2 separate regions of the Homo sapiens genome follow, and region 2 is linked to region 1. A link is an interaction called in ENCODE POLR2A ChIA-PET data of the cell type or tissue named here. Cell type or tissue: GM12878. All regions are shown on one strand. Links, peaks and the distances in the headings refer to the core of each region. The heading gives the core; the rest is flanking DNA.

What was found. Peaks named below come from ENCODE experiments on the same cell type or tissue, not always from the same donor. Only the 100,000 strongest peaks of a DNase experiment are listed, where the experiment ranks them.
Region 2: POLR2A ChIA-PET joins it to region 1 with 6 read pairs; 3 of 35 experiments call an interaction of 5 or more read pairs at or near these places.

What each region holds. Positions count from the first base shown.
Region 1 is chr14:64,347,182-64,351,578 of GRCh38, forward strand. It overlaps the pseudogene TEX21P. Among named protein-coding and RNA genes, the nearest start is that of MTHFD1, 39 kb to the right of the region's middle. In GM12878, for the core only: no CTCF peak of the experiment used is centred there; no DNase peak of the experiment used is centred there.
Region 2 is chr14:63,710,803-63,715,199 of GRCh38, forward strand. The region is part of intron 1 of SGPP1 (sphingosine-1-phosphate phosphatase 1); the gene reads right to left. Among named protein-coding and RNA genes, the nearest start is that of SGPP1, 15 kb to the right of the region's middle. In GM12878, for the core only: no CTCF peak of the experiment used is centred there; no DNase peak of the experiment used is centred there; H3K27ac peaks cover 1,083 bases.

The DNA of each region.
Region 1 (4,397 bases), core at 292-4,291:
ATCACGCCACTGTACTCCAGTCTGGGTAACAGAGCAAGACTCCATCTCAAAAAGAATAATAATAATAAAACAAAAAACAAGGGATTTGTAATAATAACACTTAGAATACAAGGAGGAGGATATATGGATATATGGGGGTTTCAATTGTATTGGTAATATTTGTTTCTTAAAATGAGTGGTGAATTCCAATTTTATTCTATATGCTTAAATATATATTCTTTTGTATGTATGTAAAATAATTTTAATATTAATTTTTTTAGCTTCAATGAAAAGCATGCTGCTAAAATGGTAAAAGACCAAAGCTTTAGTGAATTTCTGAAAGCCTCACTTCCTTTACTTACTTTAAGGACATTTACTCTTGTCAGCTGAGTTTTCATATTTTTATTTGACAATTTCAAATCACTGAGCTGTCTCTGAAGTTTCTGAATTTTCTCCTCCAATCTTTGCGTAGTAGCAATCTGCAAATTCTGCCAAATATTCAATAACATTTGTTTTGTTGCATGTTGTCTTTCTCTAGCTTTTTGAACTTCTTGCTATGCTTGTCTATCTGGGAATGCTTAGTCCCTGAGTTTTCCTTTGCAGAAATCAACAGTATTGAAGTAAAAAATTGTGCTTTAAGATGTTATTATACACTAGCATAATACCACATCCACTCCAGACTAACACACTGCAGGCTTAACAATACTTCCATAAGTAAAATATTTTTCACCATAAATAAGCATTATTAAAATAATCAAGAAAATAAAATATGACAATAAAAGTGATGACTCAGGACTACCAAGAGTACAATGAAATAGATTTTATAAGCACCAAGCAGTAGCATAGATTAGTTCAACTTTTCTAGGAATGTATTATAAAGAAATAATCAAATATGTGGATAAAGATTCACACACGGGCCGGGCACTGTGGCTCAAGCCTGTAATCCCAGCATTTTGGGAGGCTGAGGAAGGCAGATCACGAGGTCAGGAGATCGAGACCATGGCCAACATGATGAAACCCGGTCTCTACTAAAAATACAAAAATTAGCTGGGCGTGGTGGCAGATGCCTGTAATCCCAGCTACTGAGGAGGCTGAGGCAAGAGAATCGCTTGAAACCGGAAGGCGGAGGCTGCAGTGAGCGGAGATTGCACCACTGCACTCCAGCCTGGGCGAAAGAGCGAAACTCCGTCTCGGGGAAAAAAAAAAAGACTCACACAAAGATATTATTTATTTTATTTTATTTTTTAAGTTAGGGTCTTGCTCTGTCGCCCATGCTGGAATGCAGTGGCGTTATCACAGCTCACTGAAGGCTTGACCTCCCAGGCTCAAGTGATCCTCCCATCTCAACATCTGGAGTAGCTGGGACTACAGGGTGTGCACACCCGGGCTTTTTTTTTTTTTTTTTTTTTTTTTTTTTCCCTCAATCTCCTGGGCTCAAGTGATCCTCCTGCGTTGCTCATCCAAGGTGCTGGTATTACAAGGGTGAGCCACTGCACCCGGCCATAAAGATATTCAGATATTCTTTTTGAATATCTGAGAGTTTCGCTCTTGTGGCCCAGGCTGGAGTGCAATGGCATAATCTTGGCTAAATGCAATCTCCGCCTCCTAGGTTCAAGTGATTCCCCAGCCTCAGCTTCCCGAGTAGCTGGAATTACAGGCGCTTGTCACCATGCCTGGCTAATTTTTTTATTTTTAGTAGAGACAGGGTTTCACCATGTTGGCCAGGCTGATCGCAAACTCCTGACCTCAGGTGATCCGCCCACCTTGGCCTCCCAAACTGCTGAGATTACAGGCATGAGCCACCGCACCTGGCCCACAAAGATATTCTTTACAACATTATTCATAATAGAAAAAACTGAAACAATGCAAATGTCAAAAAAGAAAAATTATTATATGATAGATTATTCCCTAGAAATTAAGTTTTCAAAAATATTTATTAAGAAAAATTAACAATGATGTAGTTAATGAAAAAAGCAGGATTAAGAAAAACTATGTACATCTCAATGATGATAAAAATATACATGGAAAATAATCAGAGGGAAATATACCTATATTTAATACTAGTTATCGCAAAATGGTGGGATTACTGGTGATTTCAATTTTATTTCTATTATTTTCTACTTTACAAATCTTCACTAATACACATGATTTTTTAATTTTTTGAGACAGGGTCTCACCCTGCCGCTCAGGCTGGAGTGCAGTGGTGCAATCACAGCACACTGCAGCCTCGACCTCCCGTGCTCAACCCATCCTCCCACCTAAGCCTCCCCAGTAACTGGGACTACAAGTGTGCACCATGCCTGGCTAGTTCTTAAATTTTTTGTAGAGATGGGGTGTTGCCATGTTGTCCAGGCTGATCTCAAATTCCTGGGTTCCAGCTATCCACCCACCTCAGCCTCCCTAAGTGCTGGAATTACGGACATGAGCCACTATGCCCAGCTGAATTAATTTTATTATGAGAAAAAAATTAGTTATAAAATGTTATTACAAAAAAGTTATGGTAAATGTTTTAATCCATTACAAGAAATAACATATTAAGGAACAAGAATCAGAATGGCATATTTTCCTCAATAACAACCCTAGAGATTAGAAGACAATGAAGTCCGTGTGTGAAAATAAAGTCTAAACCCAGCTATCAATTGAGTATGATGATTCAAACAAAAAAAGACATTGTCATTCACACAAGGACCTCAAAAAATGTCGCTCTCCAAGGCACCATTTCTTAGGAAGCCATTGGAGGATGTGTTCCAGTAAAATAAGAAAGGAAACCAAAAAAGAGGAAGAAATGTGATTCGGCAAACAATGAAACCTAACCAGGAGATTAGAGAAGGAAAGTCATGGCATCATGGCTGTGCTCAGGCCCACAGAGTAAAATCCAGACTGAAGCAAGGGAATGAAGGACTTTGGGAGAGAAAAAATGGGAGATTTTTAAAGACTAAAGGATCATCTGATACAGATTTAGGCAGGAAAAAAACCTTGATAAATGAACACTGAAAATTAAACGTATGAAAATATAAGGAAGGTATTAACTGTAGGAAAAATAAAATGCAATACAAGAAAGAAAATGTACCAAGAATATAGTACTTCATGCTTTTGTAAACATTTAGTATCACGGTAAAGTAAATGCTGATTATGCATTTAGCTTAAAATATCAATATAACCAGATTGGGAAGATGAAAGGAGCAGGTAGGAAAGTGGTATGAGAGATGAAATTTCATCTATCATATAACAGGAAATCAACAACATGTCTAATATAGATAACTCGAGATAAGGCAGTTTAAAATTGTTTAGGAAAATGGAAGTTACTATCAGAAACAGCTAAAAGAGTTAAAGAGTTCCCTCTGGGAAATAAGAGAGGTACAGAAGAGGGCTGCTCCTTTTCAATAAAAGACTCTTGGTATATTTGATTTTGAAAAGTGTGTGTGTGTGTGTGTGTGTGTGTGTGTATAAAGGGTTAAAAAAATTCTAGGCTGGGTGCGGTGGCTCACGCCTGTAATCCCAGCACTTTGGGAGGTCGAGGCATGGGGATCACCTGAGGTCAGGAATTCGAGACCAGCCTGGCCAAGGTGGTGAAACCCCACCTCTACTAAAAATACAAAAATTCACTGGGCATGGTGGTGCACACCTGTAATCCCAGCTACTAGGGAGGCTGAGGCAGGAGAATTGCTTGAATCTGGGAGGCAGAGGTTGCAGTGAGCCGAGATTGCACCACTTCACTCCAGCCTTGGCAACAAGAGTGAAACTCCGTCTCAAAAACAAAAAACAAACAAACAAAAATTCTGAATACCTTCAGCCAAAAAATGGAAATCAACACTAAAATTACAAAAATACATAGAACACAGTGAAAAGAAACATTTCTTATAAAAATCTATTGGACAAGCTACAGAGGAACATTCAATAGTACTTACTCTTTTTCTGATTTAAAAACAAAAGACAAAAAAAGCACATTTACTTAAGAAGGGAAAAGAGAAAGTAGGGTGCAGATTTAATAAACATACTATATATATTCATTACATATAAACCAAAATAAACTAATAAAATGTGTATTTATTTATTTATTTATTTATTTTTGAGACAGTCTCGCTCTGTTGCCCAGGCTGGAGTGCAGTGCCACAATCTCAGCTCAATGCAACCTCCACCTCCCTGGTTCAAGTGATTCTCCTGCCTCAGCCTCCCAAGTAGCTGAGATTAGAGGTGCACACCACCATGCCCAGTTAACTTTTGCATTTTTAGTAGAGACAGGGTTTTACCACGTTGGTCAGGCTGGTCTCGAATTCCTGACCTCAAGTGATCTGCCCACCTCAGCCTCCCAAAATGCTGGGATTACAGGGTGAGCCAGCGTGCCAGGCCATAAAACGTATATTTTAAAAAAAGAACTGGCCAGGCACGGTGAATCATGCCTGTAATACTAGCACTTT
Region 2 (4,397 bases), core at 298-4,297, 640 kb before region 1:
CTTTTAGAGAGTTATAAACTAGGCAGACACCCCAAAAGCTACTTCTTCAGTTGTAGGACCATGGGATAGGGCTAGCCGCATAATCTCTTTACATCTCAGTTTCCTCATCTATAAATGGGGATACTAAGACCTATAATAATCATAACCCTACAGTATAAAAACTATTTCATAGGAATATTTTTAAAATTTCATTCATTAAGATTGTTTTCTTTCTTTTTTTTTTTTTTTGAGACAGAGTTTCACTCTTGCTGCCCAGGCTGGAGTGCAATGGCGCGATCTTGGCTCACTGCAACCTCTGCCTCCCGGGTTCAAGCGATTCTCCTGCCTCAGCCTCCCAAGTAGCTGGGATTACAGGCGTCCACCACCACGCCCAGCTAATTTTTTGTAATTTTAGTAGAGACGGGATTTCCACATGTTGGCCAGGTTGGTCTTGAACTCCTGACCTCAGGTGATCCGCCCACCTCGGTCTCCCAAAGTGCTGGGATTACAGGCGTGAGCCACTGCACCTGGCCATTAAGATTGTTTTCTAGGGATTTATATTGGTGGGAAAATTCTTTACATAATGTATTACTCAGGGTTCTCCAGAGAAACAGAACCAATAGGATATGTATATCTACATATACAAAGAAAAGTTTATTTTAAGGATTGGTCATGCAGTTGTAGGGGCTGGCAAGTCCAAAATCTGCAGGGCAGGCCGACAGGCTGAAGACCCAGGGAAGAGTTAATGTGTAGCTCAAGTCTGAAACCATTCTGTTGGCAGAATTCACTCTTCTTTGGGGGAGGTCAGTCTTCTCTTAAGGCCTTCATTTAATTGGATAAGACCTACTCACATTATGGAGGATAATCTGCTTTACTCAAAGTCCACTGATTTAAATGTTAAACTTGTCTAAAAACTACTTTCAGAAAAACATCTAGATGTTTTGATCATTTTTGATCAAAAGCTGAGTACTTTTGCTGGCCATGGTGGTCAAGGCCTGTAATCCCAGGAAGGCCAAGGTGGGCAGATCACTTGAGGTCAGGAGTTCCAGACCAGCCTGGCCAACATGGCAAAACCACATCTCTACTAAAAATATAAAACTTAGCTAGGCGTGGTGGTAGGCACCTGTAATCCCAGCTACTGGGGAGGCTGAGGCAGGAGAATCGCTTGAACCTGGGAGGCGGAGGTTGCAGCGAGCCAAGATCGCACCACTGCACTCCAGCCTGGGCAACAGAGCAAGACTCCATCTCAAAAAAAAAAAAAAAAAATCTGAGTACCTTTACTCAAATAAACTGATACATAAAATTAATAATCACATATAATATTAAATAAAAAGAATAAACTCCACATATAATATGGTCCCAACTATTTTCAAATTGTAAGGAAATAAAAAATTAACATTAGCTTTTTCTTTTTTTAATTTATTTTCTAAGTCTTCTATAAATTTCAGTACTTATCTTGCTTGTTCTCTTAGCAGAATAACAATGTTAACTACTTTTCTTTTCTAGAAACACCCTCTCTCTTACTTTCACTTCTGGCTTCCCTCTGTACTACATTCATTTTATGATACTGTCCAATCTACACCCCTCTCTTCTGAAAACTTCCCCCACTTGGACCCAGCAGTGTGGCCCTGGAGACATGCTCATCCCCTGTGATCCTGCTCCCTTGACCACAGCTACTTGGATCAGGAATGAACACTTGGCACTAGGGAAGCAAAACCATTGGCTGTGCTGAGCCAGTCAGATTCTTTTTTCTAAAAGTAGCTGCAAATAAAGTCAGAAAGAGAGTCTCTACTGTGTGCTTGAATTTATAAAAATAAAACTATGAGTGAGGCAGACATGTGCGTATGAAAACAGAACATTTTTAATTTTTTTGTATTTTTTACTTATTTTTTGTTTGTTTTTTTGAGGGAGGGTCTTGCTCTGTTGCCCAGGCTGGAGTACAATGGCACCGTTACAGTTCACTGCAGCCTCAACCACCTGGACTCAAGTGATCCTCCTGAGTAGCTGGGACTATAATCCCAGCTACTTGGGAGGCTGAGGCAGGAGAATTGCTTGAGTCTGTGAGGTGGAGGTTGCAGTGAGCCGAGATCGTGCCATTGTACTCCAGCCTGGGCAACAAGAGCAAAACTCTGTCTCAAAAAAAAAAAAAAAAAAAAAATGGCATTTCACCATGTTGCCCAAGCTGGTTTCGAGCTCCTGGGCTCAAGCAATCCACCATTCTCAGCCTCCCAAAGTTCTGGGATTACAGACCTGCACCACTGTGCCCAGCAGACCCTCTCTTCTTCTGTGTGTACTCATTTTGCACCTATATGCTGATGACAAGAAACTGGTCCTGATCTTCATGTATAGAACCATCTCCTGGACAGCTCCAGATGACTTATAGACACTTCAAACTCGAAATACCTAAAACTGAAGTCATCTCCATGCCGTTGCCACTTTCCCCAAATCTGACCCACTTTCATTATTTGCTATTTCTATAAACCAAACTACTACTTCTCAGCTTGCCAAGCAGGAAACCTCAGAACAATACTTTTTTTCCTTCTTACTGATATATCCAATTAGTCACCATGTTTTGTCAATTCTACCTCTTAATATCTATCAAATTCACCCATTTCTCTCTACTGCCATTGACACTAAGTCAGGGACTGGCAAAGCTTTTTGTAAAGAGCCTGATAGCAACTATTTAGGCTCTGTGGCCTAAACGGTCTATGTCAGAACTGGTGTCAGTCATAATCCCAAAAGATACAATCCTGAATGTTGAAATCCCAAAAGATCAAAATCTCTAAAGTCTAAAATCTCTAATATCTAAAATCCTGAAAATTAAAAACCCAAAATATTAAAATCCTGGAATTTGAAAGCCAAAATCTAGGGAAGAAATTTAGCACATTTTTGGTTGTATGTGGGATAGCCATATCATGTTAGGTGAAGTATTTTCTTGCTATTGTCTTTACATGGAAATTATATACAGTTCATACATATGGGTGTGAAGTTGACAAGGTTTGAATTTGTGGACTTAATTTTAGGTGTCAGCTTGACTGGATTAAGAAATACCTAGAAATCTGGTAAAGCATCATTTTGGGTGTGTCTGTGAGCATGTTTCCAGAGGAGATTAGTGTATGAGTCAGAGTGGACTAGATGGGAAAGATCTGCCCTCAATGTTGGCATGCACCATCTAATCTGCAGGAGGCCCAGACAGAACATATCCAGAAGGTTAACTGGATTCTTTGGGAGATGGGACAGACTTTTCTTCTGCTGCCTTGGATGTTAGAACTCCAGGCTCACCAGCCTTGGGATTCCAGCACATACTTACACCAGCAACCACCCAGATCCTGAGGCTTTCAGCCTTGGACTGGGAGTTACACCATCAACTTCCCTGGTTCACAAGGTAAAAATGTAGAAACTTAATAAACGAAGTGATGTACATCTGCATTTGTGAAAGATAAAATTTCTTGAGATCTTGACTCTTTGGGTGACTGCACATGTGGTAGCTGGCCCATGTGGTTTTTGATGGATCTCATCAAAAGGCTCAGATTGTCTATCATGGTATTTCAGATGACCACAGTTAATAAAGTGGAGTGCACACAATTACCAGCCATAGTGATAAATGTTTGTACTTCACTTTTTTAACTCTTTATTTTTTTTAATTTTCATTTTTTACTAATGGAGTCTCGTTCTATCTCCCAGGCTAAGACACAGTGGCATGATTATAGTTCGCTGCAGCCTCCAACTCCTGGGCTCAAGTGATCCTCCCACCTCAGCTTCCCAAGTATCTGGGACTACAAGTACATACCACCACACCTGGCTAATGTTTAAATTTTGTGTAGAGAAAGGGTCTTGATTTGTTGCCCAGGCTGGTCTCGAACTCCTGGCCTCAAGTGATCCTCCTGCTTTGGCTTTCCAAAGTGCTGGGATTACAGGCATGTGCCACCATGCCCAGCCTTGACCTCCTTCTATTTTTATTTATTTTTTTTTTTTTGAGACAGGGTCTCACTGAGTTGCCCAAGCTGGAGTATAGTGATGTGGTTACAGCTCACTGCAGCCTCAGGTGATTTTTCCCCACCTTAGCCTCCAGAGTAGCTGGGACCACAGGCACACACCACCACGCCTGGCTAACTTTCTATATTTTTTATAGTGATGGAATTTCACCATGGTGCCCAGGCTGGTATCCTGAGCTGAAGAGATCCTCCTGCCTCAGCCTCCTAAAGTGCTGGGATTACAGGCATGAGCCACTGCTCCCAGCCGACCTTTTTTTTTTTTTTTTTTGAGATGGAGTGTTGCTCTTGTTGCTCATGCTGTGATTTTGGCTCACTGCAACCGCTGCCTCCCGAGTTCAAGTGATTCTCCGCCTCAGCCTACCAAGTAGTTGGGATTACAGGCGCCTGCCACCACGCCCAGCTAATTGTTTGTATTTTTAGTAG